Regions from separate parts of the Mus musculus genome. Here all the other regions are linked to region 1. A link is a loop called in an ENCODE intact Hi-C map of the cell type or tissue named here. Cell type or tissue: left cerebral cortex. All regions are shown on one strand.

Evidence for each region. Peaks named below come from ENCODE experiments on the same cell type or tissue, not always from the same donor. Only the 100,000 strongest peaks of a DNase experiment are listed, where the experiment ranks them.
Region 2: a loop joins it to region 1, with 4 times the contacts of the local background. A loop is called at or near these places in 23 of 42 quality-filtered maps.
Region 3: it touches region 1 in a loop (7-fold over the local background); 7 of 42 quality-filtered maps call a loop at or near these places.

The regions. Positions count from the first base shown.
Region 1 is chr6:89,361,445-89,363,944 of GRCm38, forward strand. It overlaps Plxna1 (plexin A1), which reads right to left and starts at 1,169. Exons shown (of 32, transcript NM_008881.2): 1 at 963-1,169. It overlaps Gm40415, which reads left to right. Exons shown (of 2, transcript XM_017321867.2): 2 at 141-1,147. The coding sequence starts at 300. The coding sequence ends at 734. In left cerebral cortex, CTCF peaks have their summits at 1,323 and 1,524; DNase peaks (open chromatin) are centred at 336, 1,129, 1,630 and 2,475; H3K4me3 peaks cover 1,954 bases; H3K27ac peaks cover 1,490 bases.
Region 2 is chr6:89,630,831-89,633,330 of GRCm38, forward strand. No RefSeq gene overlaps it. Among named protein-coding and RNA genes, the nearest start is that of Txnrd3, 12 kb to the right of the region's middle. In left cerebral cortex, a CTCF peak has its summit at 1,447 (motif pointing left); a DNase peak (open chromatin) is centred at 1,411.
Region 3 is chr6:88,979,138-88,981,637 of GRCm38, forward strand. The region is part of intron 1 of Gm36505 (a long non-coding RNA gene); the gene reads left to right. Among named protein-coding and RNA genes, the nearest start is that of Gm36505, 1.7 kb to the left of the region's middle. In left cerebral cortex, a CTCF peak has its summit at 1,204; a DNase peak (open chromatin) is centred at 1,200.

The sequences.
Region 1 (2,500 bases):
GGGCAGAGGCTCAGTTCGTTCCCATCCCCCCCCAACACACCCCTTTCTTTCAAGGGGCGTGGCCCCAGCACCCCACCGATGAGACTGAGAGGGCTCCGGCCACCTAGTAGCCTCTCTGAAGCCCTCTTGTATCCTTCCAGGGCAGCACCTGGGATCTCTGCAGGCAGAGGGGGCCTCCCAGGAATCTACACTCGCCCTTCCCTACAGCAGCCAGAGTCAGCCCATCACCGCCGCCGTCCTCGCCGTACACCAGGCCTGGGACCGTCCAGGAAGCAAGAGGGGAATCCTCCGGGGAAGGAATGACCCGTGGAGGCCCTGCGCAGGGGGAGGCCGAGGAGGCCCGAGCCGGCGTCCTCTCCGGTGGCACCGCACCGCCCCTTGCAGCCGGGTGGAGGGCCTGCGGGCCTGGGCTGGCTGCGGCGCCCACTCGCGCGCCGGAGCCGGAGGGGGCGGGGGTCCCCACGAAGCCTTGCAACTTCCACCCCACTGCCTCAGGCCGGCCCGAGGCGCAGCCAGGGACCTGCCCCGAATCCCGCGGCCCTGCCCGGGCCTGCCCAGCGCGGCGCTCGCCTGCGGCCCACGTCCCCACCCGCGGCCCGGTCCGACCCGGCGCAACACGGGCCGACATGGGCACCCGCAGGGCCCTTCCCGCGGGGCCACTGCAAACTTTCTCTCCTGCCTGGAGGAAGGGACCGCGACTGCGGCCACAGACATTGCGCCCCCCCGGATCGTAGGGCCCCGGACGTGCTGCGACCCGCCGGGACGCGGCAGCCCATAGCGGAGACCGCGCCCGGACACACGCGGGCGCCCGGCCGGAACCGCAGGACACGCCAGCCGCGGACACGCGCGCCGCAGTCCCCGCGCACACCCCCCTGGCCGCCGCCAGCGCCCCCCGGCCACTCGGGACCCCGGGCCGCGACGAGCCTCCCGCCGCCCGCGGGGAAAGTTGCGCCCCGACTCACCCGCCAACCCCGGGCGCGTCCCGCCGCTGGCCATCGTTGCGCCCCGCCGCTCGCCCCTCTGCGGGGCCGCCCACGCCGCGCAGGCCGCCCAGGCCGAGGCCGCCGCGCCCGGGCTCCGCTCCGCTGCGTGGCTGCGTCGCCGCTGCCCAGCATGAATGGGGCGCTGAGCTCCGCGCGGCTGCGGACCGGCCTCGCTCTCGCCGCCCCGCGGAGCGCCGTGCCGCGCGCATGCGCCGGCCGAAGCCGGGGGGCGGGGCCGGGGGCGGGGGCGGGGGCGGGGCGGGACCCGCGATGGCCTGCAGGGGGCGCTCGGCCCCGCGGCGAGAGCGCGCGCGGCGGGCCCCACCGCTTGCCTTCAAAGGGCGATGGCCACCTCAGCCTTAAAACTCTGGACTGGGGTGGGGGTGGGTGAGGTGGTCCGGGTGGTCCCAGGAGTCGATGCACTCTTTAAGGAGCACAGGCTGGAAGTACAGCTTTCGTGCACGGAAGGGTAAACTGAGTCCGGAGGAAGCACTTGCCCTGGTCCTATTGCTCATCTCTGCCTGCGCAACGATCGCTTAGGTGGGACCGGCACTGCACCCCGCAGGCCCCAGGAGGTGGCGCGTGCCGGGATGCCTAAGCTCAGAGGACGACTGTCCTGTCCGGTACGCGGTCCTGCAGCGGGGCGTGTTAGAACTACCCCAGCAGGATAGAGACCTCGCCGGGTCGATCGCGGGCGCGGGGCTGGCCTGCAGAGCTGGATTGCGCCAGGTCTCGGTCGGGTAGAGAACCTTTCTCAATAAGGTCACCCAGTGCAAGGCATCCAGACCAAAGCAGGCAGCTGTGCGCAGAACAGAACAGAGCAGTCAGAAAAGGTGGTCGTGGGAGGGGCGAAGGCTGACTGGGCACAGCCTGGGGGACCCAGTGCAGCTCATTCGGTAAGGACCATTGTCCGTACTCGTCTCCCAAGCAGTCATCACCCTCTTTCCCTGTGCTCATCCTTGCCTGGTTTTTCTTTGGGTGTGACCGTTTACATTTTGTCTCCCTGAATGACATATTCTTTTGTGTAGCTTGTTTGAGGATGCTATAGAAATGGTGTCCCGCCTTCCTCTCTGATAGGAATGCAGGGTCCTGTGGTCAGTCTTTGCTCTCACTGTGTGGCACAGGCTATTCTGGATAGTTAACCCTCTCTTCTGCTACTGGACTGGAGCCCCCTGCTCTAGACCTTGGTCTTTAGCTTCAACAGACGATGCAAACTTGGTTTTCCCCCAAGTGAAACCCCACCCCTCCACGTGATGGAGAAGTGTCAGCAACAGTGGGAAAGGTAATGGTTTGATTTTGCCAGGCTGAAAGTTGGTGCTGGTTCTTTTTGCTTCTGAATGGCGGTGAGACCCTTCTTCCACAGTTACACTTACCGTCGGACTCCACAGGCACTACATACTGAATGTACAAATCTCTGCTGTGCTGTACAAACCGGGTAGACAGACTGCGCAGGCCCTGTGACCTGCCCAAGCTCCCTCGCTGGTTGGTGGCAGAGCCTGGAGTCTGGCCCAGAGGTG
Region 2 (2,500 bases), 270 kb after region 1:
GCTGGAGCTTGGCTCAGAAGGCACTGGCCCCAGCCCACTGCTTCCATAGTTCCAGGAGACCTTTCTGCCATCCCAAGCTCTGGTGATCTCTAACAGGCTGATGGGGAGCACTCCCTAGCAGCTCAGCCGAAGGCATGTGATGGCTGTGCATTGGTCCCTTGCTACTCCCTTTCTGGGCAGTATGAGCAGGTAGTTGATCTCGCTTTTGGAGTCAGCTTGGAGACAGTTTCCTGTCTGGTGTTGAGACCCCCTAAAGGTCTTTTCTTCCTTACTTATGATGTTTATCATTAGCAGACCTGGTTAGGGAGAGCCTATAGAATGAGAAAGTGACCCAAGAGACTTGGGAGCCAGAAGGCCAGGGAGGGAAGGCTGAAGGCAAGAAATCTCAGGCCCCATTCATTGGAAGATCCAAGGGAGCTACCAAGTCTTAAGGGCTGAAGGTCCTGGCATCTTGGTCCAGGAGGTGCGGGGCAGAGGGTTTCACCGCTCAAGGCCCCTAGCAGCAGTGCTTGCTGGTGCCAATCATCAGTGTTGGAAGCTAAGTGTCAAGAACCAGTGCTGGGGGTTAAGGCCCAGGGCCTGTAGCCTACATACCTGGAGCCCCAAGTCTCTACCGCAGCCTGGAGCATCTGGGCCCCTGTTCTCAGGGCTTGAGTTACAGCCTCTGGCTCTGCCAACCCAGCTCCCATGTTTCTGATGCTCAATGGGGGGAGCACCTCACCTGCTCAGATTCCTATCAGAGGAGAGGGACGCCACCAGCTGACCATCAGCACAGTCGTCTGTCTCCTGCCCTTTTCCTGTCTTCTTTCATGGTGTCCCTCTTTAGAGTCTTTCCTCACTCCTATTTCTGCCTTCAAGTTGGCCACTCAACACCAAATTCACAACTTCTTTGAGCCTCAGTTTCCTTGCCTGCTCAATAAGAGTGAGCACAGCAGCTCAGAGAGAAGTAGAGTTTCAATAAGTTCACTCATAAGTGCTAAGTGCTGAGCGCCCTAAAGCCAAGGTGACCACTCCAGGAATATCCTTCCAGCTGTTTACCCAGCAGCAGCATGGGTGGGTCTCAGCAGCCCAGCCAGGACGGCTTTTAAGAGCTGCCTCTTTCATTTCATCCCCCTTGCAGGCTCCAACCTCTGTAGTTCACAGGGCTTGCTTACCTACCCCAGTAACCCATGTCACCCTCCCCACTGTATTCTAGAGGCAGTCAAGACTCAAAGAGGTGGAGTCAAGCGAACTGGAACACAGCTCCCCAGGGAGCTGCTGTGGCTGCCGGCACTGACCACGCCTGGGTGGTGGTTGTTACTGGATTAAAGGCACCTGGCCACTTCCCTGTCGCGTGCTGAAGCCAGCAGGCAGCCAGCCTCACAAGTATCCTTCTAACAGGGGCACCTTGCTATTTTGTCTGCGTCATAAGAAGCTTTGGCGCCACCAAGTGGTTATCTAGAGAACAGTATCTTGGTACTGCAGTTTTGAGATCAACCTGAGGGGTGGCATCTCTGTCTAGCCTACAAATCCTGGTTCCCAAAGCTCATCCCTGCCTGGCTGCTCACTAGAAGTGGAAATGAGCTTTCTGAGGAAGCTTCACAGTGCACTGAATCCACACTATATCCCTCTGTTGATGCTAGGCCCCGTGTCCAGCAATGAGGAAGCAGAGAGAGACCATGGGGGTATGGCAGAGAAGGATCTGTCTGCCAGAAATGCAGAAGTGAAGCCCTGTGGACTTCCAAGTGAGGTCAGCTGAATTATGTAGTGACTTTTAAGTGCCAGGAGCTAATCAAAGTCATCCATGCTGTCTCCTTGCTCTTATTGGCTATGGTTGATACAAATCCTGAATGTCAGGCTTGCAGCCTTTCCTGTCCAGTCCTGTTATTATCAGCAATAATAACATTTGATGTGGCACAGGGATTGAACTCAGAGCCTTGAAGATGCTAAGCAAGCAATCTGCCACTGAGCTACAGCCCAGCCATTAAAAGTCGTTCCCAACACCTGAGTTACCAACCTTTTCTATGAATTCTTGTCTATATGCACGACCCAAGCCAGGCTCCGCAGAAATACCAGGGGTTGTCATAGAACGGGCACACCCCATGCCACTCAGATTCTCTATCTCTGAGCCTGTCTACCCTTTCCTGTTCCAAGCCTCAGATAACCCACATAGCCCTCAGGCTTCTAGGAAAAAACTCAGGCTCAGGATCCAAAGCTGTTTTCTCCCCTGAAGGCTCTTGGTACTTGTACAGATTTGCCATGGCCTTCTTCCTGGCTTTGTTTGTTAAGGACACTGGATAGGCAGGCATTTCCAGACCAAAGACCACAAGCTTCTCTTTGCACCCTTTCTCAAAACAGCAGGGCTGAGATACCCTCATTTATACAACTTAAGGGGACTCCAGCAATAATAAGGCAAATCTGTTCCAAGGTGACTTAAGGTCTCCTTTCATAGACAGGGGAGCAGCTGGCACCATTCTGCGTTTCCGCTTGAGTAGGCACTTCCATTACCCTCTGCACCTCT
Region 3 (2,500 bases), 380 kb before region 1:
TCCTTCTGGAAGCAGCTAGGGAGAAACAAAGGCATCAGCCACAGCAGTGGTTTCCGGTTTGCTGTTTGCCCTAGGGCCAAGTCTCTGTTCTGTGCGGAGTGTGTGTGTGTGTGTGTGTGTGTGTGTTGTCTTGCTGTAGACATTAGAAATGCTTCCATGCTTTGAATTCTGGGATGGACCCCTGTCCCTCACACCCACTCCACCCTACTCTCCATTTTTGCTTCTATTCAGCAGTTCTGAGACACACAGTGTGGCCTTGCTGGGTCCCCAGGTTCCCTCCTTAGACTCCCCTAGAACTGCTTTTTTAGGGTACCCTCTACGTCCTCAGATCAGAGACCTCAGTCGCCATCGGCTACAGATAATGCTGTCCCATGAGTCCAGCAGCAGGAGGTAGACAGGACTGTGCCTCGAGCGCCAGCTTTGCTTTACTTTTAGGGTGATCTGGCTTTTTAGGTGTGTGACAGTGAGTTTTTCACCTAACTGGAAAATAGTATCATTGTCAGAGAACCTATGTAATGTAGATGAGGAGACAAAGTAACCAGACAGATATCAGGTCTGTAGATAAGAGGGTTAGGGGCTACTGGTTACAAACCTGCTAGATTACAGCTGTGGATTAGATACACACACACACACACACACACACACACACACACACACACTGTACTGATTTTTTTTTGAAGAGCTGTTGAGTTGTGAAATATTTCCATGAAACAAACCTGAGCTATCCTGAATCCTTAAAAAAATAAAAAATGGAGAACTCAGCAAGGTCGCATGAGGCAGGTTTCCTTTCCCCATCACAGGAGCTACACTGGCTTCTAGCTACCTTTTGTCACAATCTTCTCCAGTCATTTCACTCAATAGAACACTGCAGGGTAGGGCTGGGACATAGGGGCATCTTCCCAGGGTGGAGGCCTCAGGCAGGGAGGCCCTCTGAAACTCAGATTATCCCTACACACACACACACACACACACACACACACACACACACACACACTCGTGCAGCCCAGGCACCGTGCCACACAGAGGAATCCGACCAGCTGCCTGCTTTTCAGCGGCGACACCACAGTGGTTGGTTGAGGTTCCATTCTGTCCCTCCTGTCCTTTCTCTGGGCCTCACAATGATATATTCCTCCCCATCCCCCAACCCAGGGCCGGGGCCTGATGGTGGAATGTCTCTGCTGATGGACTCTTTAGAGGCGGCAGGGGGAGCTCCTGGCCCGTGAGAACTCATTCCAGTCACAGGACAAAAGCTGGGGTACTGTGGGACTGCCTGGGCTCCAAGCTGGGTACACAGCAGCTCAGAATTGGTTCTTGCCCCAGTGTTACCTTGGTCCTTTTTCTTGGTCCTGCCTCATTAGTGGCCTTGGCTATATGCATTTCCCCTCCCTCTCAGACTCGGAGCTCTTTTTGTCTTTAGGTTTCTCTGTCCTCTCCGCCTCCGGATCATCCCTCTGTCTTCCCCTTTCTGTACAAAAAGGAGTTAGTCCATGGGCTCAGGGTCAATAAATAGCCTTGAATGGAGTGGCTAGTATGAGCCTACCGGGATCAGGGAGTTGAGACATTTTGGGACCTCTATCCCTGTGCAAGAGAACTTCACATTCTAAGAAATTTTTTTTGTGATGAGGACCTAACCCAGAGCCCCTCACATCCCAGGCAAATGTTCTCGATTGAACTGTATACTCAACCCCAAGTTACATTAGGTATTCATTTATTTATGTATTTATTTATTTATTTATTCATTCATTCATTCGTCCGTTCATTCATTTAGCATGTGTGTGCACCTATGCAGACATATGTAGGAGTCAGAGAACAGCTTGTGGGAATTGGCTCTCTTCTTCCACCAAATGGGTTCTGGGGATTGAACTCAGATCATCCAACTTGGTGGCAAGCACCTTTACTCATTAAGCCCTATAGATAGCCCCCAAATTACATTTCAAAGTTTCATGCTATGTGTGTGTGTGTGTGTGTGTGTATGTGTGTGTGTGTGTGTGTGTGTGTGTGTGTGTGTGTATCACAGTGCACATATGGAATGCAGAGGTCAGAAGAAAATTTTAGGGAGTCAGTTTTCTCCTTCCACCATATGAGAATCCAAGGATCAAATTTAGGCTTGAGCAGCAATTGCCTTTCCCCCTTGCACCATGTAGCTGGCCCCAGATTACATTTTTATACATTTTACTGAATTGTTAGGGCCCCACTCACATTCCCCTTTCCACCCACAGCCAACTCTTAAGTGACGCCCACCTTGAACCTGTTGGCCAGAGTAGGATCAGACACCTTGCAAGTGTGATCAAGACACCTTGCAAGAACTGTGGTCAGATAATGAACCTTCCGACTGGCTTTCAATGGCGACCACACCCCCACAGGCCTGGTCCAGGTGCTAGCTCCTCAGCTCCATCCTCCCTGACAGTTACAGTTCCCTCCGTACTTGGGCCTGGCAGCTGAGACAGCACATATGGCTGCTCAGTGAGGCTGTGCCCCTGTGTCACTACTTACAGAGGGG